7 separate regions of the Homo sapiens genome follow, and regions 1, 2, 3, 4, 6 and 7 are each linked to region 5. A link is a loop called in an ENCODE intact Hi-C map of the cell type or tissue named here. Cell type or tissue: endothelial cell of umbilical vein. All regions are shown on one strand. Region 1 has its middle 44 kb from the start of PRPS1. Region 2 has its middle 27 kb from the start of PRPS1. Region 3 holds the start of TSC22D3 (TSC22 domain family member 3). Region 4 has its middle 24 kb from the start of VSIG1. Region 5 overlaps VSIG1 (V-set and immunoglobulin domain containing 1). Region 6 overlaps MID2 (midline 2). Region 7 overlaps TSC22D3 (TSC22 domain family member 3).

What was found. Peaks named below come from ENCODE experiments on the same cell type or tissue, not always from the same donor. Only the 100,000 strongest peaks of a DNase experiment are listed, where the experiment ranks them.
Region 1: a loop joins it to region 5, with 14 times the contacts of the local background. A loop is called at or near these places in 6 of 110 quality-filtered maps.
Region 2: it touches region 5 in a loop (5-fold over the local background); 17 of 110 quality-filtered maps call a loop at or near these places.
Region 3: it touches region 5 in a loop (24-fold over the local background); 15 of 110 quality-filtered maps call a loop at or near these places.
Region 4: it touches region 5 in a loop (13-fold over the local background); 38 of 110 quality-filtered maps call a loop at or near these places.
Region 6: a loop joins it to region 5, with 8 times the contacts of the local background. A loop is called at or near these places in 18 of 110 quality-filtered maps.
Region 7: it touches region 5 in a loop (14-fold over the local background); 3 of 110 quality-filtered maps call a loop at or near these places.

The regions. Positions count from the first base shown.
Region 1 is chrX:107,671,008-107,675,007 of GRCh38, reverse strand. No RefSeq gene overlaps it. Among named protein-coding and RNA genes, the nearest start is that of PRPS1, 44 kb to the right of the region's middle. RefSeq lists an enhancer at 867-1,066 and a silencer at 1,821-1,870. In endothelial cell of umbilical vein, a CTCF peak has its summit at 1,963; DNase peaks (open chromatin) are centred at 967 and 1,927; H3K27ac peaks cover 1,889 bases.
Region 2 is chrX:107,653,151-107,657,150 of GRCh38, reverse strand. No RefSeq gene overlaps it. Among named protein-coding and RNA genes, the nearest start is that of PRPS1, 27 kb to the right of the region's middle. RefSeq lists an enhancer at 1,738-2,032. In endothelial cell of umbilical vein, a CTCF peak has its summit at 1,834 (motif pointing left); a DNase peak (open chromatin) is centred at 1,900; H3K27ac peaks cover 575 bases.
Region 3 is chrX:107,774,937-107,778,936 of GRCh38, reverse strand. TSC22D3 (TSC22 domain family member 3) reads left to right here and starts at 3,150. Exons shown (of 3, transcript NM_198057.3): 1 at 3,150-3,837. The coding sequence starts at 3,518. It overlaps NCBP2L (nuclear cap binding protein subunit 2 like), which reads right to left and starts at 1,204. Exons shown (of 2, transcript NM_001348372.2): 1 at 1,079-1,204. RefSeq lists silencers at 2,811-2,870, 2,844-3,138 and enhancers at 2,901-2,950, 3,227-3,803, 3,804-4,000. In endothelial cell of umbilical vein, a CTCF peak has its summit at 1,581 (motif pointing right); DNase peaks (open chromatin) are centred at 1,596 and 3,026; H3K4me3 peaks cover 2,183 bases.
Region 4 is chrX:108,018,818-108,022,817 of GRCh38, reverse strand. It overlaps a transcript of VSIG1 not described here. Among named protein-coding and RNA genes, the nearest start is that of VSIG1, 24 kb to the left of the region's middle. In endothelial cell of umbilical vein, a CTCF peak has its summit at 2,081 (motif pointing left); DNase peaks (open chromatin) are centred at 77 and 1,907; H3K27ac peaks cover 1,030 bases.
Region 5 is chrX:108,070,647-108,074,646 of GRCh38, reverse strand. It overlaps VSIG1 (V-set and immunoglobulin domain containing 1), which reads right to left. Exons shown (of 7, transcript NM_182607.5): 4 at 1,815-1,970; 5 at 1,278-1,397. Among named protein-coding and RNA genes, the nearest start is that of PSMD10, 19 kb to the left of the region's middle. In endothelial cell of umbilical vein, a CTCF peak has its summit at 2,432 (motif pointing right); a DNase peak (open chromatin) is centred at 2,456; H3K27ac peaks cover 1,107 bases.
Region 6 is chrX:107,892,019-107,896,018 of GRCh38, reverse strand. All of the region lies in intron 3 of MID2 (midline 2), which reads right to left. LOC101928335 (a long non-coding RNA gene) reads left to right here. Exons shown (of 4, transcript NR_110395.1): 4 at 1-1,422. Among named protein-coding and RNA genes, the nearest start is that of MID2, 68 kb to the right of the region's middle. RefSeq lists an enhancer at 1,802-1,851. In endothelial cell of umbilical vein, a CTCF peak has its summit at 1,742 (motif pointing right); a DNase peak (open chromatin) is centred at 1,758.
Region 7 is chrX:107,715,995-107,719,994 of GRCh38, reverse strand. All of the region lies in intron 1 of TSC22D3 (TSC22 domain family member 3), which reads left to right. Among named protein-coding and RNA genes, the nearest start is that of TSC22D3, 58 kb to the left of the region's middle. RefSeq lists an enhancer at 3,234-3,313. In endothelial cell of umbilical vein, a CTCF peak has its summit at 1,726; DNase peaks (open chromatin) are centred at 1,744 and 2,914; H3K4me3 peaks cover 1,228 bases; H3K27ac peaks cover 1,450 bases.

The DNA.
Region 1 (4,000 bases), 400 kb after region 5:
CTCTATTTTGACGCTGAATCTTACTCAGCTTGTGGTCAACTCCCTCCTTCACTTGGTGTTTTCCTTGTTTATTTGTGTCGAGCCAAATTATGTTGTTAGGTTTTGTCACTAACGAACCCCTTGCACTCATCCCTGCTGAATTTCACCCGGGTTTCACAGGACCTTCTTCCTCTAACCCGTCCAACTGGAAGTCCCTCCCCTCTCTGCTGTGGGTTTGGCCCCCCTCCCAACCTTCTGTCATTTTCAAGTCACTTCAGGCTTCGGAAAACTGTCTCCACCCTCCCAAAAGGTCCCATCTGGTTTCCTCCCTTCACTGCTCTGGAAACCCTACATAGGCCTCCCTGACTGGGGGAGGGAGGGCAACCTCCCTGGGAGGAGGGGCCTCCCTGAGAGGGAGTGGGGTGGGGAGGACAGGTAAAGGGAAGCAGAATCTGCTCCCCTAAATTGGTTGGGGGTGGAGGAGGATCTGGATGTGACTGGGAGTGTCTGCAGGCTGTAGCCTTTGGCTGGAACCTCTCCTAGGCCAGCTTCAGACTTAATCTGGTCCCAGGAGGGTGTCAGGGGTCCATGGACCTCTTTTTCCGATCAGAGGGATCCTTAGTCCTGGGGGACCATTTGGCAGAAGGTCCTTTAACTCAGTCCTGGCCCCTGAGTACACCCCGTTGTCTGAGCACTGCAGGCTCCCAGGCTGGTTGCTAGGTGCAGGGCTCAAACAATGTAGTGTGACAGTTCCGCAGCCCACCTCAGGGGCCTCCCCAAGCCACAAGGGTGTGGTTTGCAGTCTGGGTACATTCTGTACCCTCACTCTGGGGGCGGGTTTGTGGTTCCAAGTGCTGTGCAGCCGAGCCCCGCCCATGCCTTTCCTCTCCAGCTACAAAAACAAGCTTGACACCAAGAGGGGAGGAATTGAGAAAATAAAAAATAATAATAAAAAAAAGGCTGTTACTGTACAGCTGGTCCCTGGAGACTCCAAGGTGGCCCCGCCCCTTCCCCTTCCTCTGAAGGTTTCCCATGGGTGGAAGGCCAACAGTGTCACTGGATGTCTACTGCTGGTTCTTTCCTTCCCTTCCCATGCATTTGAATGGCTGCCTGAGCCACAGAGCAACAACCTAGAGGAGATGCCAAGCAGTGCTCTCTAGGGACTTGCTGCCACTGTCTTCCCTAGAGCCCCTGAAACAGGGCTTTCCTTTCTCTGCCAGCACTAGGCATCTCCACATTCCTCTGGCCATTGCTCTGACTGCTAGGTTCTCGGGCCTCTGCACCTTCATCGTTATTATTAGCATCGTTATATCAGCTACCACTGATTGAGGGCCTGTACGGTACTGGGTGCTTCCACCCTTTCACCATTTAATAATCACTTCATGAGGTAATCCTAGCTGATGCTTATCTCACACTTACTATTGTAAGTGCTTTGCACATCTCATTTAATCCTCAACAGTTTTGAGATGGGTCCCTGTACTGTTTTACAGCCAAGGAAACTGAAGCACAGAGAGGTTAAACACTGTGGCCAAGGTCATACTCTACTAAGTGGGAGAATCAGGATTTGAACCCAAGTCCGCTACACTTGAATCGATGATCTTTCTGCTGGACTGCCTCCATTTCCCCCCAGACAATCCTGAAAACTGGATACCTTCTATCAGTTTTTTCACTGGAGAATAGGCTAGCTAACTTGGACCTCAGAGGAGAGGACAGCTCCCTGGAGAATCTGGAAGAGGCAGGAGCGAAATTTGCTCAGTTGCAGGGATTCCCCAGGACTCCCTGGGAGTCAGGCCACACCCAGTTGCTTCTGCTGGGCTGGCGGTCTGTCTGCTCTGGAGTGGGGTGGGGTGGTGAGGTGCACACCACACACACACACACACACGCACGCACGCACGCACGCACACACGGAGGGAGGGGGGAAAGGGAGATGGGGTAGGTGAGGAAACTCACCGTCCCAGAGCTCTCTTGCCCCCTCTTCAGGCAATAAGCTCTCACTGCTGTTCCTGTCCAGGTGACCAATTTTTGCCATAGGAGGCCCTATTTTTAGACCTCAAAACCCACCACCAATGTCTGGGCTGCAAGCTCAGTGGACCAGGCTGCTGCACGGGCTGTTTTGTTTTTGTTTTCGTGGTGTTTTAAAATTTTTTACCATTTGAATCTCTTTTTTTTTTTTTTGAGATGGAGTCTCTTTCTGTCACCAGGCTGCAGTGCAGTGGCACGATCTTGGCTCACTGCAACCTCCACCTCCTGGGTTCAAGTGATTCTCCTGCCTGCCTCAGCCTCCCAAGCAGCTGGGACTACAGGCGCATGCCACCATGCCTAGCTTTTTTTTTTTTTTTTTTTTTTTTTGAGACAGAGTCTCACTCTGTTGCCCAGGCTGGAGTGCAGTGGCACGACTTCAGCTCACTGCAAGCTCCCCCTCCCAGGTTCATGCCATTCTCCTGCCTCAGCCTCCCAACTAGCTGGGACTACAGGCACCCGCCACCACGCCCAGCTAATTTTTTTTTTTTTTTTGTATTTTTAGTAGAGACGGGGTTTCACCGTGTTAGCCAGGATGGTCTTGATCTCCTGACCTCATGATCCGCCCCCCTCAGCCTCCCAAAGTGCTGGGATAACAGGCGTGAGCCACCGCGCCCAGCCTAAAAATTTTTGCCATTTGAATCATTTTTAAGTGCATAATTCAGTGACAATAAGTACATTTACATTATTCTGCAACAATTACCACTCTCCACCTCCAGAACTCTTTTCATGTTGCAAAACTCCATACCCATTAAACAATAATCCCCCCCACAAACCCGCCCCCAGAGTGAGGGTAGAGAATATACCCATTCTCCCCTCCCCCTAGCCCCTAGTAATCACCATTCTATGTTCTGTCTCTTATGAATTTGACTATTCTAGGTCCCTAATATAAGCAGAATCATGCAATATTTGTCCTTTTGTGTCTGGCTTATTCAGTTAGCATAATCTTCATGTTGTAGCATGTGCCAGAGTTTCTTTCCTTTTAAGGCTGAGTAATTGTCTACTGTATGGATATACCACATTTTGTTTATCCATTCATCCATTGATAGACACTTAAGGGTTGTTTCTACCTTTGGACTATTGTGAAGAATGCTGCTGTAAACACATTGGTGTACAAGTATCTGTCCGAGCCTCTGCTTTCAATTCTTTGGGGTATATACCTAGGAGTGGCTGTTGGGGCCGTTTGCCCATTCCCGAGGCAGCCTAGTGGTCTGGCCCCCCTCAGAAGAAAGTTGCCTTCCCAGCTTTCTGCCCCAGCTCTGCTTTGTCTCTGTGCACACAACAGCACCTCTTGGAAAAGCACCTTCTTTCACCCCACCCTACCCCCCGACCCCGTCACCAATGAGTCCCAGCACCAACTGAGTGGTGACTGGTGACTGGTGAGCCTCTCTGGGCTTCCTGTTCTATTTTTCTACCCAGTGTACTTATGGTCACATTCCCTCCCCTTGAAGACCATGTCAGTCTCTGGTTGCCCTCTTGTCAGCTCCCCAAGAGCCAGGACCACAGCCGCAATGGACTTTTAAAAGTGGGAGACAGGGCCGGGCGCTGTGGCTCACGCCTGTAATCCTAGCACTTTGGGAGGCCGAGGCGAGCTGATCACCTGAAGTCAGGAGTTTGAGACCAGCCTGGCCAACATGGTGAAACTCCATCTCTACTAAATATACAAAAATTAGCTGGGCGTGGTGGCGTGTGCCTATAATCACAGCTACCTGGGAGGCTGAGGCAGGAGAATCACTGGAACGTGGGAGGCAGAGGCTGCAGTGAGCCAAGATCATGCCACTGCACTCCAGCCTGGATGACAGAGCAAGACTCCATCTCAAAAAACAAACAAACAAAAAACTGGGAGACAGTGTGGTACAGCAGTTAAGGGCAGGGGCTCTGGAGCCAGACTGCAAGGGTTTGAATGCTGCCTTGTCTAACACCAGGCAAGCTACTTGACCTTGCCATGCCTGTGTCTCCATCTGTAAAATGGGGATAATAATAATATTTATCTCAAGTGGTT
Region 2 (4,000 bases), 420 kb after region 5:
CTTGCTGGGGTGGTGTCAGAAGATATAGAGGAATGTTGATTTGACCACCACCTAGCAGTAAGAAGATCACCAGATTATGGGTGAGGCTTCTTACACATATCTCCCAAATTTTCTGTGATGCTGTTGTAAAATATCTATAATTGTTAAAAGACCCATTTTTTTTTCCTTTAGACTCTAAAGTTTAGAGTCTTTTTTTAAAGAAGGAGACATGGTCTCATTGTGTTGCCCAGGCTAGATTTGAACTCCTGGGCTCAAGCAATCCTTCCATCTTAGCCTCCCAAGTAGCTGGGATTACAGGCACTAGAGCCTTCTTTGTTGGCTTCTATTTTTCTCCTTTAGATATCTCATAACCCAAATTTATATCTTCTGCATTTAATACACTTAATTTCTTCACTGTTCCCTAGCTTTCCTTCCATTCCATAACCTCTCCCACTGTGTCCTTGTCCTCTTAAGACAAACACCCAGGATATTTAAGGCTGGCCTAGTTTACAGCCCCGTTGCTTCAGCTTCTTGACTATCTGAAGATGGCATTTGGGCAAAAATGTATTGATGATCAAAACCTCTACTAGCTACAATGGCTGCCTGTTCAGTCCTCCTGGTGAGGTCCCTCAGGCACCTTAAACTTAGCAGTTCCTAAACTTCAGCCTCATCTCCTGTGCTGCTCAGTACCAGCATCCATCAGTCACTCAGGCCAGAAAAATGTAAGTTGTCCTTGACTCCTCCCTCTCTTCCAATCCCTACATTGAAATATCACCAACTTCTGTTGAATTTTCCTCCAAAATATATTGTAAATTGTTCTTCTGTCCCACCAGCACTTTTCTCACCTCAGCCACCTTCCTCTCCCACTTGGGCAACGCACAGCTTCCTAACCAAACTCCTTCCTCTACATTTGCCCCTTCCCAACCCATTCTTCACATTACTGCCAGTCTATTTTAAAATCAAAATCTCATCCTGTTGATGCCCTGTTTAAAATGCTCAATGGCTCCTCTTCACTCCTAGGATAAAATTCAAACTCCCTAGTGTGTCTTACAATTAGGGTTCCTGTATAATTTACTACCAAAATCAGGACCCTTTTGAGAGTGAAGGGGGTTGCTGGTAATAAGTATGCAGGGACAATAGACATATGTACACTCTCCTTATACAGTCCCTTATGATCTAGTCTCACCAGCCCACCCCTCATCACAGCTCTTCATCCTACCCGAAAATACACACACACACACCCCCCCCCCACACACACACACACCCACACACACACACACGCCACTTCCTTTGGGGTGTCCAGGTAAACGTGCTATTCTGCCTGCCTGAAACACCCTTCTCTTCACTCGCTCTTTGGCCAACTTCCAGTCAACTACTTCAAAAGTCAAAGTATTTTTCTCCAGGAAGTCTTTCCTGACTCCCAAGGCTGGCTTGGGTGCCCCCCCGCAACCCCCACACTCCCATAGCATTTTGTTCTTCCCTCATCATAGTACTTATCACACCACATTGTAATTACCCATTTCCCTATCTGTTTCTTCCTCTACATCAAGTGCATCTCAGCGTCAAGGACCACGTTAGGCCGCTTCTGCATTCCTAGCGTCTAGCACAGTGCTTGGTGTGTGAAAATGCACTGAGCTATGCCCTTAGGGCGTGCACACATTCCTGTCTGCTGAATGAGTGTGGACTGGGCACGGTGTTGTCCCGTGGTTGCGGAGGACATACAGGGGAAGAGGGGGCCAGGAGGACCGACAGGTGCCACTCCTTCCACTGCTGCCACTCCTTCCACTGCTGGAGCCCCCAGTCCTGTTGCCCTGGGTGCCCCTTCCCTCCATCCTCTCTGCTAGGCGCCCCCTAGTGGCAGATGGACAGCAGTGACAGGCCCTGTGAACCAGGTGGCGGCGGCAGGAAAGGAAGCGAGTGTGTGCGCGTGGAGGGGGAGGGGGTGTCCTCAGCCAGGAGGCAGCTGTGCAGCCAGTCCTAGGGAAAGCTGGGATGAGGCTTTAGCCAGGGAAGCCCGCCCGTCACCGTGCTCCTTCTCTGCCTCACTGCAGCCCCTCCCACACCACAAAGTCCCCGCCCATTGTTATCATTAGAGGCTCTACCCCAAGAACTTTGAGGGCGATGACTAAAATTGGGCTGTGTGGCTCCAGGCTGCTTACAAGCGGGAAAATCTCTGCTCAGCATATTACCCAGGAGGAATGGATTGGTCAGACCTGGCTGGCCTGTTTTGTTTTATATTCAAACCCTGAATCAGAGCCACACCATGAGTGAGCTCATGGCAACTCTATGGGTGAAGCAACAAGAACCCAGCCGCAGCAGTTAGTGGACACGCCAGAGGGGGGAGGGGTGGGGACTTGGCTAAGAAGATAAAATCTTGAGCCAGTCAGAAAACAACAACAAAAAACACAATGGGGCTGAGGGAATAAGGCCTATTGTCACCCTGTACAGTTTCAGCTATTTTTGCTTCAAAATGAGCTTCCCCTTATTTTTTATAGTTGGCAGCTGAGCTATTGGAGGAATGAATATATTGGGGAAGAAAAGCTCAGGAAAGGGGAAGGATGGGGAGAGAAGTCTGACTGTCAGTGGAGAGTCTCTGGTTTTCCTTAGGGCACGGGGTGGGGGGACAGTAGACCAAGGAGTGGGCATACAGTAGCCCATGAGCAGTGAGGACTAGGGAAGGAGGAGCCACACCCACATGGGCAGGTTTCTGAGTCTCAGGCTCATTCCTGCCTCAGCCTCCCAAAGTGCTGGGATTACAGGTGTGAGCCACCGCACCCACACACTATTTTATTTATTTATTTCCTGGCTCCTAGAACTGAACACTTATTTTAAAAAATAACTTTATAGGACGGGCACGGTGGCTCACGCCTGTAATCCCAGCACTTTGGGAGGCTGAGGCAGGTGGATCACTTGAGGTCAGGAGTTCAAGACGAGCCTGACCAACATGGTGAATCCCCATCTCTACTAAAAATACAAAAATTAGCCAGGTGTGGCGGCGGGCACCTGTAATCCCAGCTTCTTAGAAGGCTGAGGCACGAGAATCACTTGAACCTGGGAGGCGGAGGTTGCAGCGAGCCGAGGTTGCACCACTGCACTCCAGCCTGGGCTAAAGTGAGACTCTGTCTTAAACCCAAACTTTAAAACTTTATAGCAACAAATAGCAGTTGAAGAGTTGTAAAGAGTCAAGTAAATGTTATAAACACAAAAAGAAATGCTCGAGCCAAGATTTTACAGAGTATCAAGCTTTATCTGCCATAATTTGGAGCACAATTTGCTTTATTCTTAAACAAGGAGTCTCAGAGTGGTAAAAAAAAAAAAAAAAAAAAAAAAATCTGCAAGAGAAAAACAAGTCTCCAAACACAGTGGAGGCAAAGCAGAGGGGGAATCTCTGGCTGTAGCACTCTTGCTTTTTAAACCACCACTGCCAAGACAGAAGCCACTTGTTTCAAACAGCAGCATCCATTCTATGTCATACCCCCTCACCTCCCTGCATTCTCAGGACCAGAGAAGAAGCTCAGCAACTCTGTAAGTTGGTGCCTCTATAAAAGATTTTTTTCATCTAAGTTGGGGCTGCTAGTCCTGGTCTTCTTTCCAGATTTGGATACCAAGTGTTTTCTGCTGAAAGTGTTAACTTGTATACTAATCGCATGTAGCCCTTAACAACCTGAAGGCATTAAAATCATAAAAAGCCTGAAATCCCAGAAAAGCATCATTTTCCTATTGCCATGCCCTCCTGCCATCTCATCCTTACTAGTTCTCAGTTGTGGGGGAGAACAAAGAGGCCTCTTAAAGGGAATCTGGTTATTGGAGGCACCTACCTTACAAAAAACTTGAAGTGAGGCTGAGGGGAGGAAGCTTTGCATTACTGCCCTGGGGACCACCACTCATAGAGATGTTGAGTAAACACATTCTGTGTGTGAAAAGCAGCCATTACATTAGGTCAGGAAACAGAGCCAGCCTCCTACCCCTGCTTTAGTCTGTACCTCCATTCTTCAGACAGGTGTTCAAGGGCAATCATGTA
Region 3 (4,000 bases), 300 kb after region 5:
CTACACACACCAGGCCTCCATTACCACTTAGTATTTGTACTGTTTTTGTCTGTCTGCAGCTCTGTTTCTGCAGCTAGACCATGAAGTCTTTGGGAGTTTGTCCTGTTTTGTTTACCTCTGAATCCCCACTTACACTATACCTGACACAGGACAAGCACACAGTGACTGTTGAATGAGTTCATCCAAGAAAGAGATGCCCCTTATACCCTCTTTCTGCTCCACCCAGAAAGCTACCAGCTCTGTCTGGAAGTGGGGGCCCCCCTCCGCTTTCTTAGTTTATGCAAAACGTTTTGCTGCTTGGAGTCTCTCCATCCAACGCAATATATGTCAGCAAAGCAAGGCTTCACAGAAGGGAGCCAAGGTGGCCCTGCCCAGTCAGCCTTCTCCTGAGGAGGTGTGCAATATGTCAATACAAGCTGGACTTGTATGCAAATACATACCAGCTCCTGAACTCTATCTCTGAACTATGTAGTTTTTTTATATCTCAATTATATTTACTCTTGATCAACCTGGATATAGTATGGAAAGCTGTACTGAATTATTAACAATACTGCTTGAGAGCAAGGACTACAACAAGGGAAATGTCAAGGGGACAGAATCTTGAGTTTAATGGTGCCAAATGCCAAGAAGGAAATACTTCTACCAGGGCCTCATCCCAAGGTTATGCACAAAGATAAAAGGACTCAGGCAAATATAGAAACAAAAGTCCCAGCAGTTCACAAAACACAACTTAAATAAACATTTATGGGTCTAATATATTTTGCTATAACGTTTAACATGAAATAATTATAAACAAGAGGAAAAAACATAAACACTGTAATTACAAAACAATTTAGTAGACTATAAGTCTACACAATGCAGATGAAATTTCATATTCTACTACCTCCTCTGGCTTTTACCCAAGAACATTTAAAAAAAAAAAAAGCGAAGAAGAAGAAAAAGGGAAATTAATACATCTAAAGGGTTTGCTTTTGAGAGGAGAAATAGAGACTCCTCAGCAGTCTGTTAGAACGAAAGGACCATACTCTCAGTTTTGCAGGTATGGTCAGTGACCCCCAGCACCTCTTTCACCTCTGACCTTGGGATCCTGTCAAGAGCGAGAAGTACGGCTTGTTTTTGGCTTTCCGGCTGCTACAGCATAGAGACCACAACCCCACCTCCATTTTCCCCAAGTTGCAGGGCACATATAGGACCCACAGGGCCTTGGGAATAAGAGTTACAATAGTTGGCCGCTCTTTGCTCTTAATCACAGGCCTGATGCTTGTGGTACCCGGAGGAAGTTTCAAATCTATGGAAGTCCAATCCGCAGGGACTCAGGCCAAGTGAAGCTCCACTAGAAAAAAGGGCGGCTCTGGCCCTAATTGGTGTTCCTGCCTATTAGCTGGAGCTCTCTTAGTGTAGGAGCGTGTTCCTGCCTATTAGCTTGGCCACAGAACTCTCTTAGTGTAGCAGCTCCGCCTCCTACACTTCTTCCCTGCTACTCTTGGAACCAACGCACTGTGGATTCCACCAGGAGGTACCTCTGGTGCCTCTCCGAGCTTCTGTGACGCAGGCAGAGAACGTTCAACGTCTTGGACACTAGATGGCAGTATATGCTGCTCTATTTCAAAGGCCAGACTTGTGAATGAAGGAGCCGATGCGGGGGTGGGGAGTACTGACTGAAATGTAAGTCAGTTTTACGTGAAAACTGAACGTCATGAAAAGTTTAGTTTTTTCAGACACTAATCGTTATTTAATCCTACACATTTAAAGTATTCCAAGTCTCTGAGTCCTGAGAAACCCTGGAAACCCACCACTTGCCCACCCAGAACATCCCTCCATCTTACAGAGCTGGGGCACGCCCCTCAGGCCTGTGAACATGCAATCGCTACATCTATTGAAAGGGTAACGACAGACGGAGATCAACTAAGGTGGCAGGTAAGGTTCAGAAAAGGAGAAGGACAACAAATTTGGAGAAATAGGAGAAGGTAAGTGAAGTGAGGAAAAAGAGGGGGTGCTGAAGTAAGAAATGAGGGGAAAATAAGGGAAATGGCGGGGGTAGGGGAGAGAAAAATGAGAGAAAAGAGGAAAGGGGAGAAAGGGGAAATGAGGAAATAGAGAAAAGGAGAAAAGAAATAAGGAAAGAAAGGTAAAAGAATGGAAATGGGGGAGAAAGTAGAGGAAATGGGTAAAGAAAAGAGAAAAAATAAGGGAAATAGTGGAATGAGTGGAAGCAGAAGAGCAGAGAGAAGGAAGGGGAGGACTGAGGAGAGACGGCGAAGGGGCAGAGGGAAACCGGGACAGAGACTGCCTCTGAGGGGTTCAGGGAAGAGAGGACACAGCGAGCTGGGGAAAGGAGGTGACGATATCGTTAAGTAAGCAGAAAGAGACAGAAACTGAGGAGAGTTTGAGCGTGCTTCTCTGAGTTTTGCTTACGGCATTTATTGGGTACTCCTAATGTGTGCCTGGCACTCTCTGACTCTCTGCAGAGGCAACCGCTCTCCTTGCACGCCCCCCCCCCAGAAAAAGGGGGGCTTTGGAGGGCGGCAGTTTAAGGCTACAACACTTGGGGCTCTCGAGGGCGTCGTCTCTTCTGTAGGGGGACCCATTCGAGGTGAGACTAGAGACATTTGCCCTCACGCCGAGCTCGAGCCCCGCGAGACCGGGCCACTGAGGGGGCACGGCAGCCCGGGTGGGCTGCGTGCGTATTTCTGGCGGAGGATGCGCCATGAGCGCTGAAAGAGCCTGAACCGAAGCGTCCGGCTCGCCGAGAGAGTGAGAGCCGGGCCGGCTCCCAGGAGCGCGGGCGAGGGTGCGAGCGGCAGCGTGGATGCCAGGGCACAAGGGTGCGGGCGGGGTGGGGCGAGGGGTGGAGGGACAGGATCCAGCCGCTCGGGGCCCCCGCCCGCCAGCCGGAGAAGTGGCGGAGGACCGTTCTCCGCCGTCCCCTCTAGGGTAATTTACATGCTGTCATATCCCAGTGCTGACTCCCGGGCGTGCAGACCGCTAACTAGCTCACTCGCTCTCAGCTCCTGCCACCGCTCAGCCGTCACAGCCCAGGGGAGCCCGAGAGCCTGAGAGCCTGCAAACCGGGGAGGGAGGGAGCAAAGGAGGGAGGGAGCAAGGGCGCGCCCTGGCTCTCCCTCTGCCCTGCTGCCCGCCCTTCCTGCCTCCACAGGTCCGCCCCAATCCCCGCTCACACTTGGGAAACTTGGGACTGCGCTGGGGCCGCGTGTGGCACCTCAGGGGGGCGGCCCCCGGCCTCAAGAGGAGGGGGAGGAGAAGGAGGAAGAGGAGGAAGTGAGCCCGAAGGATCCGCTCGGAGCTGTTTGTCCAGCTGTTTCTATTCGCACCCGGAGCAGTACAGCCAGAAGGGGGCCGAGCCGAAGGTGGCTGGCTTTAGGCGCTAATTTCCAACTCTTTTCCTCACAGCTTGTCTTTTCCAGGCACCCTGGAGTCCCCTCAGGCCAGCTCGGTGGGCGCGCACCTGCCAGCCGCCCCTGACCTCGCAGGCCAGGCGACCTCCGAGCCTGAGAAGATGGCCCAGTCCAAGCTCGATTGCCGCTCACCTGTCGGCCTCGACTGCTGCAACTGCTGCCTGGACCTGGCCCATCGGAGTGGGCTCCAGCGAGGCAGCAGCGGGGAGAACAACAACCCGGGCAGCCCTACAGTGAGCAACTTTCGGCAGCTGCAGGAAAAGCTGGTCTTTGAGAACCTCAATACCGACAAGCTCAACAGCATAATGCGGCAGGATTCGCTAGAGCCGGTGCTGCGGGACCCCTGCTACCTGATCAACGAGGGCATCTGCAACCGCAACATCGACCAGACCATGCTCTCCATCCTGCTCTTCTTCCACAGGTGGGTGGCTCGGCACACGGCGGCAACTCGGTCCTTGCTCCCACCAGCCTCTGCTGCACCCTCATCTCTGGCAAAAGGGGCAACTAGGAAGTTCAGGAGGGGTACTGGGGAGGTCTGACTCAGGCTACAGTGACTGGACCTTGAGGTTGCCTGGAGTACCGCG
Region 4 (4,000 bases), 52 kb after region 5:
GCTCCAAGCCATTCATGAGTGATCCACCCCTATAACCCAAATACCTCTCACTAGGCCCCATCTCCAATTTGGAAATCAAATTTCAACATGAGCTTTGAAGGGGAAAAATATCAAAGCTATTTCAGGCATCTATGAAAACCCCACAGACAACATCATACCCAATAATGAAAAACTGAATCATTTCCTGCAAGATCAGGAACAAAACAAGGATGTTTACTCTTGCCATTCCTATTTAACATTGTATGGAAAGCTCTAGTCAGGGAAATTAGACAAGAAAAAGAAAGAAATGACATCCATATAGGAAAAGAATGAAAAGTACTGCTGATCACAAATTACTTGATCTCATATATAGAAAACCCTGAAATATCCACAAATAAACAATTAGAGCTAAAAAATGAGTCCAGTGAAGTTGCGGGATATAAGATTAATACTTGAAAATCAGTTACATTTCTTTACAATAGCAATGAAAAGCCTAAAAATAAAATTTAGTAAATAATTTCATTTACGGTAGCATCAAAAAGAATAAAATACTTAAGAATAAACTTGACCAAGGAAGTGAAAAAACTGTACACTGAAAACTACAACACTTGTTGAAAGAAATTTTTTAAAACCTAAATAAATGGAAAGGCATCCCATGTTCATGGGTTGGAAGACTTAATATTGAGATGGCAATATTCATTGAATTGATCTACAGACTTAAAGAAATTCTTAGTAAAATTCTAGCTGCCTTTTTTAGAGAAATCGACAAGCTGATTCTAAAATTCATACGGAAATACAAGGGACCTAAAAAAAACCAAAGCAATCTTAAAAAACAACAAAGCTGGAAGATTAACATTTCCCAATTTCAAAACTTACTACAAACTTAGATTAATCAAAACAGTGTGATACTGTCATAAGGGCAGACATATAGATCAATGGAATAGAATTGAGTCCAGAAGTAAGCATGTAAATCTATGGTCAATTGATTTTTGACAAGGGTGCCAAGACCATTCGATGGAGAAAGAATAGTCATTTCAACAAATATTGCTGGGACAAATGAATACCCACATGCAAAAAGCATAATTTTTTTACTCCTATTTCACACCATATGCAAAAATTAACTTAAAGTGGGTCATATACCTAAATGTAAGAGCTAATATTATAAAATTATCAGAAGAAAACATCGGTGTAAATCTTCGTACTTTGGATTAGGCAATGTTTTCCTAAATATGACACCAAAAGTATAAGCAATAGAATTAAAAATAGATTGGACTTCACCAAAATTAAAATTTTTTGTTTGTCAAAGGACATTATCAAAAAAGTGAAAAGACAACAAAAGGAATGGGAGAAAATATTTGTAAATCTTATATCTGATAATGGTCTAGTATCCATAATATATAAGTACTATCACAACTCAATGATGAAAAGACAAACAACCCAATTTAGACTTCCCACTTCAAAATGGTGGCATAGAAACAAGCTGGTTTTACTTCCTACCCTCAAAACCAAAAACAAATATACGGCATTGAGATTATCACCAGCAACATCCCAGAACTCAAATATGAGGATAAGACAGTTCCCAGGGCAGCAGAGAAGTGAAAAAAACTCTGAGCAGATGTTAGAGGATCAAACTTCCATATTTGTGATGCCCTTTCCCCCAATCTGCCCAGCACTAAGTGCATAGAAAAATTTCCCCCAACTCATAGTTTCCACACTGGAAAAAGTATGATTGAGGTAAACAACAGCTTCCCATCATCTTAGGTTACCTGACAGGAGACCTGTCTCTGCCTCAACTCATGGGAAGCATTGAGAGTACCTGAAGAGAGGAATATTTCTGTAGACAGCCACAGACAAGTAGGGGAAGTGGGACTGCCATCCTCAGCCCTGGAAACTCTGCTGTGTAAATCAGTCAAGAGATGCCAAAACAGATTAGCTGTTCAGCAGCACCATGCTGTAAGAGGTTCATTCCACAGATCTCCAGGCATGAACCCCTGACCAGTCTTCCCATACTAACAGGATATCCTATTTGGGACCTTCCCCATTTCGGACTGGTGGCACCCTGATTGAGTACCAGAACTGAGGAGGCAAACCTGAGCTTAATTAAGGCGCCATCTAGTGCAAAAAAAGAGGCAGTGACCTAGTGGGAAAAAAGATAACAGGTAAATTGCAAAGAATCTCTAATCAAACATATTTAATAAAAACCAAAACAAGCCAGACAGAGAAGACTGGTATAAGTAGCTAATCCTTCACTGCAAAGACATAGATGTACATACACAAGAAACAACAGCAAACACAAAACCAAGACCTCCTCAAACAGACAAAGCAAGCAACCAGTGATTCACACCCTAATTAGATGATGATATTTAACCTCTCTGACCAAGAATTCAAAACAGTAGTTTTAAGGAAACTCAGTGATCTCCAAGATAACACAGAAAAGCAATTCAGAAATTTATCAGAAAAATTTAACAGAGATTGATTTTTTTAAAAAATCATACAGGAATCACTGAAAAATACTTTTGCTGAAATGAAAAATTTATTAGCGGCTTCCAATAGCCAAATGGATCAAGCAGAGGAAAGAATCAGTGAGCTCAAAGACAGGCTATTTGAAAATACACAAAGGGAAAAAGAAAAAAAGGTAAAAGGAACAAACATCACCTACAAGATATAGAAAATTACCACCTGGTGAGGCGTTCAAATGGTTGATTAGAGGCATCTCTTACTTGCCTCCTCCACTAGGAAAAACCAAAATAGTGAGTAGATAATCACACTTTGAATAGATCATCAGAGAGAATACTGAAATTCAACACAGAAGTGGCAGGAAACACCCAGAGCAAGAAAGGAGAAGGAAGCAAGTTGGCCTCCTAACCAAGATCGGCTGGGAGCCAGGAGAGACTCTCCTGTGTGGGGAAAGGATAAGCGAGAGACTCCCAGTGGCTCCTGCTTCAGGTTCCTAAAATCCTAGCCGTGGTAGAGTCCCCCAATCCTTGCTGGCCGAAGACTAACATAGAAAGTTCCCTGGAAACTGTGTGAAGGCATTGTTTCAGAGGGAAAACTCATGCTGGGTCCCACAAACCCCCAAGTTCTAAGTAGTGTCAGCATAGCACCATTTTGAAAGCCCAACCCACACCAGACTACATGCTGCCCTGCAACTAGGGCTGAGGCAGAAGCCACAGAAAACAATTCTAACCTCCCCCGAAGAGGGGTGGCTGCACATTCTCATGTGCAAAGGACAGATTCCACTGCCTGCAACTGCTGCAGCTGCAGACACTGTGGGCCAAGGTACAAGTGAAGCCCATGCCCCTCAACTCTCTGCCTATGGCTGCTCCCATGGAAGGCAACCTCAACCTGTTCAATATCAGGGCTGCAGCACAGCCATGCCACCTCCACCTGATCATTCCACTGGTGGCATAGGGCTCACCCTGCCCATGCATACAAAAGCCAGCATTTATATGCAACACGGGGGGGCAGGGTTGAAGCACAATTTGGCCAGGCTACCTCCACCCCAGTACACAAGCACATCAGGGACTGCAGGTCACACAGCCCAGTTCACCATAGTGGCACCTGAGTAATCCTCCTGGAGTCTGAAGTCAGGCACACTCAACCTCTGCTATCACCACAACTGGCACCCACTTGCACATTGCCACTCACAGTTCTGGGCACCAGCCCTCTCAACCCATCACAGCTCCTGCCAATACCAGAGTGGAACACTTATATCCCAAAGTGTTGTCTCACCACTGGTACCGACATTGCCCCTGCTATGCTCACTGCCCAGGGGCTAGAGAACCTGTTCACCTGCCTGGCCCACTGCTGCCACTTCCAGCACCCAATTAAGCCACCTGGAGGCCCCAGAATTAGCTTACCTGGACACACTAACAGTGGTGCCAGCATATGCTGCCCTGAAGCCCAGGAACAGGAGCACTCAGTGCACCGTTACCACCACGAGGGCCCAAAGACTAGCTTACCTGTCATCCCAGTCCCCAGCAGAACTTCACTGTAACCTCCACTAATAACCACACCCTAA
Region 5 (4,000 bases):
CAGACTTCTATTATAGGATTTAGCATGTTTTAGTTGTGTTTGTCCCTCTAGCTGAACTGTGAGCTCCTTGAGTATAGGACATACATCTTCTTTATCTCTGTATCTTTATCACCTAGGACAGTCCCTGGAACACAGTAGATATTCAATAAATATTTGAGGAAGGAAGGAAGAAAGAAGGGATGTGGGAGGGAGAGAGGAAGGCAGTGCTGGACATCATTGGAAAAAAGACTAGAAAGGAAGCAATGCTCAAGTCCAAATCCTACATATCTCTACATCTGCAGTATGATTGTACCTCTGAGAAGGCAAAAAGATATTGAGGGAATTCTAAAGAAAGATAACAGAAATGATGCAGGAAATATAGCTGAAAGTGATATGAGAATAAAGGAGCAAACTTCAGGAGAAATAAAAGGAAGAAAGTTCAGGTGCATAGGAAGAGCAAAAACCCACTGGAACTTGCCATCCCTGGATATGGCATATATTAAAATCACAAATTCAAAGTAAGTTTGAAAAAAGATCCTAAGTGTTATTAAGTGATCCTTGAGATGTTTGGTGAGATATTCCTTGTGAGGAGTTGCCCCTGGGTCAGCTCAATTGGACAATTCCAGGAGTCTTAAATCTTACACTCAGAGAGTGAGTAAGCACCTTCGAATAGGAAAATTGAGGTTTAGAGGCATCCTGGCTCTGCCAGTTACTAACTGGATGACCTTGGGCAAGTCATTTACTTCCCTGAGCTTCAGTGTTCTTTTCAGCAAAATGAGGCCGACAATAGTCTGCCTCCCTAGATAGGGGTGGTTGGGAGGAAAGAGTGAGATAATACTCAGCATAATTCATGCTCCACAAATAGTAGCTACCGTGATTGTGGGTACGAGTGTTATTATTATAATACTATTATTATTAGTGGCAGATCTTTGCAAGGTATATGTTTGTCAGAGCTACAGTGTCACCTGGATTTACCAACAGCATCACAAAGAGAAATTCAGCCTGCTGTTATCAGAAAGGCTTCTTTTTTAGTATTGAATAGTAATACCTACCTTCTAGCGATTTTGTGAAGCAAACAAATTGCTTTTTGTAAAGGATTTAGGGCAGCATATGGCATATATTATTATGTGAGCATTAGATATTAGGATGGTCATTCATCATATCAGCCTGTATATAAAGCACACAAATCTCCAGAGAAGCAGGAAGCACTAACTGGGGATCCTAACTAATTTATTTGTCTGACAGGCCCAGACTACTTGATTTAAGGAGAAACCGTTAAAGTTGTATGGTCAACTCACGTGAAGAAGTGAGATCGATTTCGCAGGAACTATTGCCAAGTCTGTTGATGGCAGTACACTGGTAATAACCTTGTTCAAAATTTGTCAGATTTCCAATGACCAAAATCCCGGTGGTTGGGTCTGTTGAAACCAGGGAATAGACTTTTGAGATCTCTTCTGTGCATACAGATAACATCAGTGTAACAGATCACTCAATGTCCACCCACTCCCCCATATTGGCCTCTCTTTCTTGAGATGTTCAGGATTCAACTAGGCCCCTCAGGACTGTTCCAGTGCTAACTCACCTGGGACCATGCCTGTTCCCTACATATTCACCATCTCTGAGCTGGCTTTTAGAATTTGGGGAGTAGACCAGAACACAATCATCGTGTTGGGAGACAGGCATTCTTTTTACATTACCAGCCGCCCCCCTCCACCCGCCACCACTGAGAAAACAAGAAGATTGAACTGTAAGGTCAAGCAGCCAACCACACACTCCTGCTGTCATCCAACCACAGACACCAGGCCTTTCCAGGGTCTACTGCAGGTTACACTTACTGAAGTTTTCTTTCACTGGCACGATGTCTCTTCCCTCAAGTTTATGCCAGTAGTACACAGGGGAAGGTGTTCCAAGCGCAGAGAGACAGGAAAGGGAAATAGTGTGGCCAGTTTCTGGTCTTCCTTGAACGCTACAAAGGGGCTTAGAAGGTTTCACTGTAAGGCAATGACAAAGAATAAAAATTCTTTAGGATGAATGGCATTCTGTGACAATTGCAGTCACTTCCTCACTTTCATTTTGAATAATATGTGTGTTTATTTATTTTTAAAAAAAATTCTTGGCCAGGCGCAGTGGCTCATGCCTGTAATCCCAGCAATTTGGAAGGCCGAGGTAGGTGGATCACCTGAGGTCAGGAGTTCGAGACCAGCCTGGCCAATGTGATGAAACACCATCTCTACTAAAAATACAAAAATTAGCTGGGCGTGGTGGTGGGCGCCTGTAATCCCAGCTACTTGGGAGGGTGAGGCAGTAGAATCACTTGAACCTGGGAGGCAGAGGTTGCAGTAAGCCAAGATCACGCCACTGCACTCCATCCTGAGCAACAAAGTGAGACTGGGTCTCCACACACACAAAAAAAATTATTAAAATGTATGTTGGCAGTTTTCTGCTTGCACCACCAGGTGGGAGTAGAGCACTTCAGGTGCAGGGCCCTTCTAGTCAAGAGGCCATTAAGATTCAAATAGTGACTCCTCTGTCTGCCTCCTCCTCAGATTTATAACCATGAATTTCCGCATTGTGTCTTAAAATATGCCTTTATTAAAACAGCCAAATATAAGCAAATACTAAATGACCAGGAATATAGTTTATGCTTTAAAAGCACAGTTTTAAAGGAAAATAGAATCCTTAAATACTCTGAGATAACCTATTATTCTTTTTAAAATATTTAATGCTGTATTTCTCTTTTCTCTCATGATTATTTTCTTTTTTTTTTTTTTTTTTGCATTTGTTCATCTGTGGGTGACACAAATAGTTGAAAGGTTTAAATTTGCCTGTGTGCATCATCAGTAGGGGAAGTCCATTTGGGGGGTGCACGCTACTCAGCACTGAAATATTTATTCATCCTTCACTCAGCAAGCACCCATGCCTTCTGTGGGCCTGGCATGGGACTAGGCACCAGGAATTCAAAAGTAACTTTCACACAGTTCTAAAGTGGGGTGGGAGAGGGATGAGAGATGACTTTAGAGAGGGGAAGAGGCCTCCAAGACCACAGCAGGAAGAACAGGTTTTAGGTGAAGGGGTGACAAGGAGGAAGGGGTACTAATGAGGTCAGTCCGGGACATAGAGTTTTAGCTGCTTATGAAAACATGTCAGGGGAGAAGTCCTGTGGGAAGCTGGGAATCTGAATCTCCTCATTCATCTTACTTACTTGCACGGTTTATTCTATCTTACATATCTTATACATTTATATATCTATCATATCTACATATCTATCTTATATCTCTTATCTTAGATATTTATTTTATATCTATACATCTATCTTATACACCTTATATATCTATCTTATATACAGACAATGATGTAAATTTCTATACTTTCCAACTCACCTTGCTTATCTTCATTTTGCTCTAGAACCCTTTAAAGCTTAGGTTCTCTAATTTAGGTGAGTTAGACATGAAATGTGTCATATTACTCAGTCCTACAGCTCTTACCTGAGACGCAGTGGTTAAGGGCACAGCTCTGGATCCACACAGAATACGGGCTTTGTAACTCTACCCTGGATCTGTATAGGCAAGTTACCTAACTTAGCCAAACCTCAGCTGACTCATCTGTAAAACGTGACTAAGAGATTATCTAACCTCTGGCTGATCCAAGTATTAAATACAATAATAAATATAGGGCCTAGAACCTGGAATTTCTGTTGGCCACAGCAGCACTAATTCCTGCTACTAAAGTTACTCTCCCATTGACTTCCGCTCAGTTCAGCCTTCCCAGACTCTCACTATCTGTACACAGGTGCGAGAAGACAGATGCATATAGCTATAATTCTTAAACAGTTTACTAGCCCTATCTTTTAAGCATGTGTCTTTTTAATTGAAAGGAATATCCTTCTACTTAGTTCTTTATTCTTTCTTATCAAAGATTTTCTCAGGTAGGAACAACTTGTTGGATGTGCCTATCCTAAACTAAGCTATTTAACCAGAAGTCCATTGCAGCTATCACTAGATTTAGATACTGCCTTTTTAAA
Region 6 (4,000 bases), 180 kb after region 5:
ATCTGGTATTTTATGTACATAGCTATAAAATTTTTTGTGAAATGAGGCAGAAACCTCCTTTCTATCTCGTCAGAACCATGTAATTAGATCTTAAAAAGACTGAAGAAATAATCGATTCCTACTCCATCACTTAAGAGACAGAAATATGGGGCCTAGAGAGGGGAGAGGCTTATCCAGCATCACATTGCTACTAAATGACAGGGCAAGGCTTGAGCCAGATCTTCTGAGTCCTATCCAGTGTTCTTTCCAATCTACTGCTTGTTTTGTAAAGCATGGCACTTGCTTATAAATCCCTCTGAAGAAATAAAACTCTCTAGCTCTCATCCTTGTGTATTTACCCTAGAAATATGAACATTTATGTCCACACAAAAACCTTACACGAATGGTCATAACAGCTTTGTTTCTATTAGCAAAAAACTGGAAACAACTGAAATGCTCTTCACCGTGGGCACATATAAACAAATTGTAGAATATTCACATAGTAGAATACTACTTAGTAATAAAAAATAAAAAACTATTGATGTACACAACAAATTCAGTGGCTCTCAGGGCCATTATGATGAGTGACATAGCAAATCACAGTATTTTACATACTATATGATTCCATTTACATAACATTCTAGAAATGAGAAAATTATAGTAATGATGAACATATCAGTGGTTGCTGGGGGACAGATGTGCCTATAAAGAAGTAGCACAAATGAGTTTTGGGGGGATGATAAAACAATAATGTCCTAATTACAGTGGTGATTACAAGAATCTATAAATGTGATAAGATTAATAGAACTATCCACCCCCCCCCCAAAAAAAGTTGAGTGCATGCAAAAGCTGGTAAAAATCAAATGAGGTCTATAGTTTGCTCAATAGAATTATTGTACCAATGACAGTTTCCTAGTTCTGATAGTTGTGTGGTTATGTAAGATGTTAACATTAGAGAAGGTTAGTTAAATGTATGTGGGAACTCTCTGTATTATTTTAGCAACTTTTATGTAAGATTAAACTTATTTTTAAAAAGAAAAAAGAAAGAAAACTCTCTAGAAGTCCCATAATGTTTTAGGCAGGCCTGGTCAACCAACATTTCTGTAGTTTTCTGAAGTTCTAATATATCTTCAGGCCTTTGCTCAACTGGCGTTCTCTCTCTCTCTCTCTCTTTCACACACACACACACACACACACACACACACACACACTCACCCCACTCTGTAACCTAGTTTATTTTTATCCGTAATACTTATAATCCCTAATAAAAATATGTTTGTTTATTGTGTGTCTCCTCCCATTAGAATGTAAGCTCCTTAAGTTTAAGCACTTTTTGTTCACTGTATCCCTAACACCTAGAATAGTGCTTGTCACACAGTAAATGCTCAGTAAATATTTGTTGAATGAATGAATGTGTGTAGGCATTGAAATAAAGGTATTATGAAAAAAGGTATTGTATACTATGTTACATTTCTTTATTACATGAGACAAATTTCTCTTTCATTTTATTTTTGCACACTCAAAATAGTTTTATCTGTTGTGTCATTTAAATATTGTTTTCTGAATTATGAAAGATTTGGAGAGACGTTGGAATAACAACACCTCTAGGAGACCTAGGAGATTCTAGGAGACCACATATTCTGAAATATTTCCTTTCCCTGTGTTAAAATAAATAAAAAGTTGCCTTTCCTAGGTGCTTTACTCACCTGGGCTTTACTCACCCTTATGATGCATAAAAGATTGTACTTACAACATCTGGCCACCAGATGGCAATGTTTATCCAAATATCCTTTCTCGGTACCTATTCGTGTACCAAGCCATGTGCTGGGTATAAAAAAAAAAAGGATAGGACACCATACTCGGCCTGAGAGCTTAGTCTGGTGGGGAGACAAATCGGTATATAGAAGTGCTATGATGAAAGTATGCACAGGTTACCCTGAAGACACAGAGGAGGAACACCTGAACCAGATGAGGGAGGCAGGGAATGAGGCTTAGAGCATGGGTGATGGCTTCTTAAAGGAGGTGAAGGCTGAGCTGAGCAGTACTCCTACAGATGGAAAATCGAAGGAGTGTAAGTTCTGTGAAGACAGGTGCGACGTCCACCATTATGTTGCCAGTGCCTGGCCCAATGCAGAAATGCGCTTAAATATTTTTGGAATGAATGAACAGCATATAAAGTACAGATGGCAAAAGGACATCATTAGATGTGCTAGTACTTTATATTATTTTCAACTTTCAGAATAACTCTTCAAAGTACATACTATCATCCTATTTTTTAGATGAATAAAATGAGGTTCAGTGTACGCAGCTTATAAAACAGAGCCAGACAGACTCAAGTCTATCACTTTTCTTTCCACTTACTGTCTCCCAGTGAGCATATTACTATTAATAAGTCAACTCATATTCTGCTTAAAAGGACTTGGAAAAGTGCTTCACAATATTGACATTCCTCCAAAAACAAGATAAAATATATCTACTTAATCGTTCCTTTTTAAAAGTTTTAAATTGACTTGTTTATTTTCATGTTAAAAATAGAATCAACTAAAAAGTTAACATAATGGTATATTCTCAAATCAGCTACCCGATTTCTTTAAGTAATAATGAGACATATACATGCCTTTTCAAGACAGGTTAAAGAATCAAATAGCAGACTGTTAACCTGAGATATTAACAAAATAAAAACATTCTAGTAATATTTCAGCTAATAAGCAAAATTCATAGTTTCATAGTCTAGCAGTAAAAAGAAGCACTGACAAAGACTGTGTTTTTTACACGAAGTGAGAAGATCTGTGTAATACTACATTATAGGATCAAAAGGACATTAACTGTTTTACTGTTTTATAATGTTTATGGGAGATATTTCAATAATAGCACTGTTTTTCAGAAAGCCGTAAGAACATGAAAGATTATAGACAGACATCACTCTTACCATGGAGGATACACCCAATTCTTGAAGCAGTCAACACTCATTTATGTGGATACATTACAGGTCATTTCATATTACCATTGAACAAATTTTACTGTTATTATGTGCTAGGCATTTTAGTAAGCACTTAGCAATACACGAGATAGATAAGGCCTCTGCCATCATCTCGTGAATCTTATAATGAGCAGGGAAGCAGATACTGAGCAGTTACCTGTTTGAGGAGTGCTACAAAAGAGGTTTATCACGTAAAAAGGATAATCTTTGGGTGCTTATAAGATGGGGATTTAACCAACAGTTGTCAAGTGGGGAGCTTAGATGGTCAAGGAAGGCTTCCTAAGGATGTGATATTTTTAAGGAATGAATGAGAGTTAGCTAGAGGAAGGGGAGATTCACAGCAGAGAAGACGAAGACAGCAAAAAGGTCTGGGAGACCATGCTAGAGAGGTAGGTAGGGGCCAGATCATAATGGGTTTTAAAGGCAGTGGGGGAACCATTAAAGGGTTTGTGGTAGGGAGTGACATGACAGGTTTTGCATTTTACAAGTTCATTTCCACAGCAATGTGGAAAATGGATAGGAGGGGAACAGGATGGGCCAGAGAGACCAGTTAGAAACTGCAGTTTCCAAAATGATTGTGGCATGGCCATGGCTGCTACCTTCAGGAAGCTTCTAGTCCAACCAAGGAAACAGCCTGTAACCAAGAAATTCCTTCATGGAAGAGCAAGCAGTCTAATAGAGGTTTGCACAGGCTGTTCCACCCAAGTTCATGTGACTAGTGGGTGACAGAGCCAGCAGCAGAACCCAGGTTTCCTGATTTCTAGTCTAGGGCTTTTTCCAAGGCCATCCTTTTCACTGCCTTCACAACCAAGGAATTATGGAAAGGGAGGAGAACAAAGCAAGCCAGTGAATGTTTCCGCCTTCTTAAGTCTCAGATCAGATTGTGGGGAGCATTTAGCCACTCTCTGTACTCAAGTCTGACATAAGCACTCCTCCCAAGACATTTGTTTCTGAGGGATGGATTCACCATCGTGATACTCCCTGTATATATACAGAGCAAGGAATTTCTACTGGGAGGGCCAGGGAAATTTGAACTCTCAT
Region 7 (4,000 bases), 350 kb after region 5:
CCACCCTGTTAGATTAATGTCTCCTATTTCCCAAACAGATAGCTTTCTTTGAGGATTGCTTGGCTGCCTTTTGGAATGATGTGGTTGAGCATGGCCGTCTCATAAAGCTCATTTGGACAGTTGGATATTGTTCCAGTCACCCATTGCAGCTCTCCTCTGCCTCACGTGTCAGAAAAGCCAAGGCTCGCAGAACTCAAAGGCAGTCTCTGGACCTCTCTAATAGTAGGGCTGCTGCTTCTCACCCTTTCTTCTTCCTTACCACTCTCTGGCACCTCCAAACCCCCTACCAACTTCCTCAACTCACTCATTCAAGCCTCTAACCATTCAACAAACCTATTCCCTGCCCCACTGATCAGTGCAGTAGGAACAGATTTGATCTCTGGGTCAGGAAGACCCTGGGCTGCAGTTCTAGCTCTGTAATTTATTACCTTTGCCGCCTTGGGCAAGGTAGCCTCTCAGACCCTTGGTTTCTTCATCTGTAAAATGATAGTGACAGTGCCTAAACCTTGGGGTTGGTGGTGCAGCCAGCACAGTGTCTGCCCATAGCTGATGCTCTATTAATAGTAACTATTATTGTCAGTGAGTCTCAGACTCAATTTGCTTTTATAATTGAAGTATAACTAATGAACAACTCAGACGAGATCAGGTGTGTTCAGGGTGGTATGGCCGTAGACAAATTAATGATCAATTCAAATGCAGCTTTGCTGGGAACCTTAACCCTTTTGCCTTCCCTTCCCATACCACCTGGATTTCTCTGCCTCTGTCTCCACATAAGGGAGTCCCTCTTGAAGGAGCTGTTTTTACTTCTGTCCTGTGCCCTGTTTTCCTGGTGGTGTTTTTCCCCTGCCAGCCCAGCTTATTTCTCTGTCCCCTTTTCTTCTCATCATCTTCCTTGGAATCTTCGGGGGAGGGGAAAGCAATAGTTGAGGAAAAATTAACAAGCCAATGAAAGGTCAGCTCGGAGACTTTCTGAACCAAGAAAACTCTATGTGGTGCAGAGGGCAAATTAATATTAATATATCAGGGAATTCTGATACCAGTTAAGCTCCTGATTTAAGAGGTTTTTTTTTTTAGTGAATGTTCTTGATGACCCATAAGTATAGCCTGCACTTTGTTCTGTCTACTACACATGTCTTAGTGCAAACACCGTGTTCAGAGAGGTTGTGTCTTAAAGTTAACAGAATGTCCTGAGATCATTATTGTCTCCCACCTAAAGTGAGATGAAGAAAAACACCATCCCGGGCTAGTGCAGCAGGTTTACTTAGTTCTATTGGTCAGTACTTTGCAATATAATGGCTCTTGTACACATATTATCACCACTGGAATCCACCAATAGAGCACCACACCATAGCCAAAAATGTTGGCTGTTCAGTGGCATAACTGCCCTGGAAGCCGGGAGGAAATCAAGGCCTTCAGACTGCATTTGGCTGGGGCCTTGGCCAGGGTGTTAGTGCCAGGCACCTGGTTAAGATAAATGTCCTGAAGCAAACAATAATTACCTTCTTTGCTGATAAGAGGCCCCAGTACTTTTCCAATAGCATGATTGCGTTAGGATCTTTCTTTGGACCACAGCCTGTGGAGCACTGATTCATGGGTACTGGCCTTAACTTCATCCAAACTGTTGTATATGTGGTGGAACCCAATGTTCTCCTTTGGTCCTGAGTTGGTGTAAATAATATTCCCGGTTGCATCACCTGTCCCTGCCCCTCTTGCTCCTTCTGGTGGAAATTCTGCTTTTGTCCACCAGGTGGCCTCACTTAGGAAGGAGCAGAAGAAAAGGACCTCAAGTCTCTGGTGCCTTTATTTTTTTTCCCTCAGCTTGAGGCTGAATATAAATAAGATATATTTTAATGGAAACGTGTAACTTTTATTATGGAACAATCACCTCATCTTGTTTATGGTTTGGAGTCTGTTTTTCCTGAAGTACCTCTAATGCTGTGCATGGCTGGGCCCATCACAGGGCAGGTGTTTTCCTGGGATCGTTTATATAAATGTATACCTTTGGTTTGGAGTGTTATTGTCATTCGCTGTTTTAAAGAAAAGTAACAAAGTTGTGTTTTTAAAAAATAGAGACACGGGATCCTGGATAATGTTGAATGTATTTTCTTCAAAGAGTAGAATGTGGAGACTAAAGAGAAAAGGGCTGGCATCTTGTGGTCACTCCAGTGCTCACTCCAATACCCTGTCTCCTCCTCACCTCCTCTGTCACCCACCTAGCTGCTCTCCCATACATGTTCACCCACTCACCTCAGCTCCCGGACACCCTCTCCTCCATACATATGCATCTGTAGATTAGCATGGACCTGTGCATGCATTACATGCATGTCACAGATCTGTACATGTGCCGGTCCACAGACAAGTACTCCCACACCTGAACATTCAGAGGAAGGGGCAAGTGGATGAGTGCTGGGGTTCAGGGCAGGTCGGCAGGCCAGCTGGCTGGTGAGGGGAAAGCTGAGTTGATTAGAGAGTGAATGTGCAGGTGACAAAGTATGTGTGCAGGGGAGAGACTGAGAGGGCAGTGACTGGGAAGAGGGTGAGGCCGTGATGGTGAGGGCGCGTGTCCAGGGAGTATGACATGGGAGAGCATGCAAAGCCATGGGGGCATGCTGGCTGCCACCTGAAGAAGAGCTTTTCAAACTAGCGCTGTTCTTTACTGAATGCCCTCTGCCTCTTGTTAGGGCATTTGTATTTCTTATTTCTCTAGAAATCAGCTCCAGTTTGGTTTTTATCGATCTCCAGAGCCTTCTTTGGAGATGCCAGTTGGTACAAGAAAGTGCTGAACTGTTTACAGTCCCAGCCTAAGGTTCAGGGAGGGGATGTGGTTTAACTGGGCCACAAAGCCCGGTACAGGACTCATTTGCATGGCCCCTGACGCCATGTGACGCAGCCGGCTCCTCCTATATAAAGAAGCAGGAGCCAAAATATCTCCGAGTCTGGGTTGGACTGGCGGCCGTGGAGTTTGTGACATACGAGGTGACACCCCTCGAGTCACTTCCCTTCAACTCCAGCTGGAGCGCCTGCTTGGCTTTGGGTTCGTTCTGCAGCCTTCGCCCCGCTCCTAGCCTCAGGGCCGGACTCCAGCGCAGAGCCCAGCCCAGCGCAGCCTGCCAGCAGCCACCCAGCCGCCCAGCCGCCCAGCCCCGCACGAAACCCGGCCAGAGCTTCCTAGCAGCCCGAGCCATGAACACCGAAATGTATCAGACCCCCATGGAGGTGGCGGTCTACCAGCTGCACAATTTCTCCATCTCCTTCTTCTCTTCTCTGCTTGGAGGGGATGTGGTTTCCGTTAAGCTGGACAACAGGTAACCGCTGGCCCCAGCTCCGGCGCCTCCCGAGCCGGGGCGCCGGCCGGAGCTGGGCTAGGAGCCCGGTCTCTGAGCGAGCTGTGTGCCGCCGGTCCCTGTTCCCCGCGGTGCAGCATCCTGGGAAGGGGCGGGGGGGAGGGGACGCAGGAAGGGGGGGGTCACCGCCGCTCTGGGATCCGTCATCGAAGCGTCCCTGCGGCCGCTGCGCCGTGAAAACCAGCTGCTGCAGCCGCAGAGGCAGCCGGAGGCAGAGGGGCGGCGGGCAGGACCAGACAGGGCTGGGCAGGGGGCTGGCCGAGCGCCGTGCGCCGCTTGGGAGAAGGCCGGAAGCTTACCAGCCGAGAAGGAATTCCTAGCTAGCTTCAGAGCCGGGTAGGTTTGCCTGGGACCTTGTAGGCCGGCTGTGGGGGACTCCCCGGGTCGCACAGCCCCATTGTTTGCATATTGCCCGAGCAGGCCACGGTGGCCTGCGCGCCCCAGGACTCGCAAGCAGCTCCGATCGGTTGGAACTCGGGGCGGCGGCAGCAGCGCTGAGCCGGCCTGGATGAGGAGATGCAGCTTCCTGCAGGGGCCAAGGAAGGATCTGGGGACAAACTGTCCGGAACTCTGGGCCAGGGAGGCGAGAAGGAGAGAGAGAGGAAGAGCCGAGGCAGATGGAGGACTTTGGCCACAACTGCCATGTACTCAAGAGT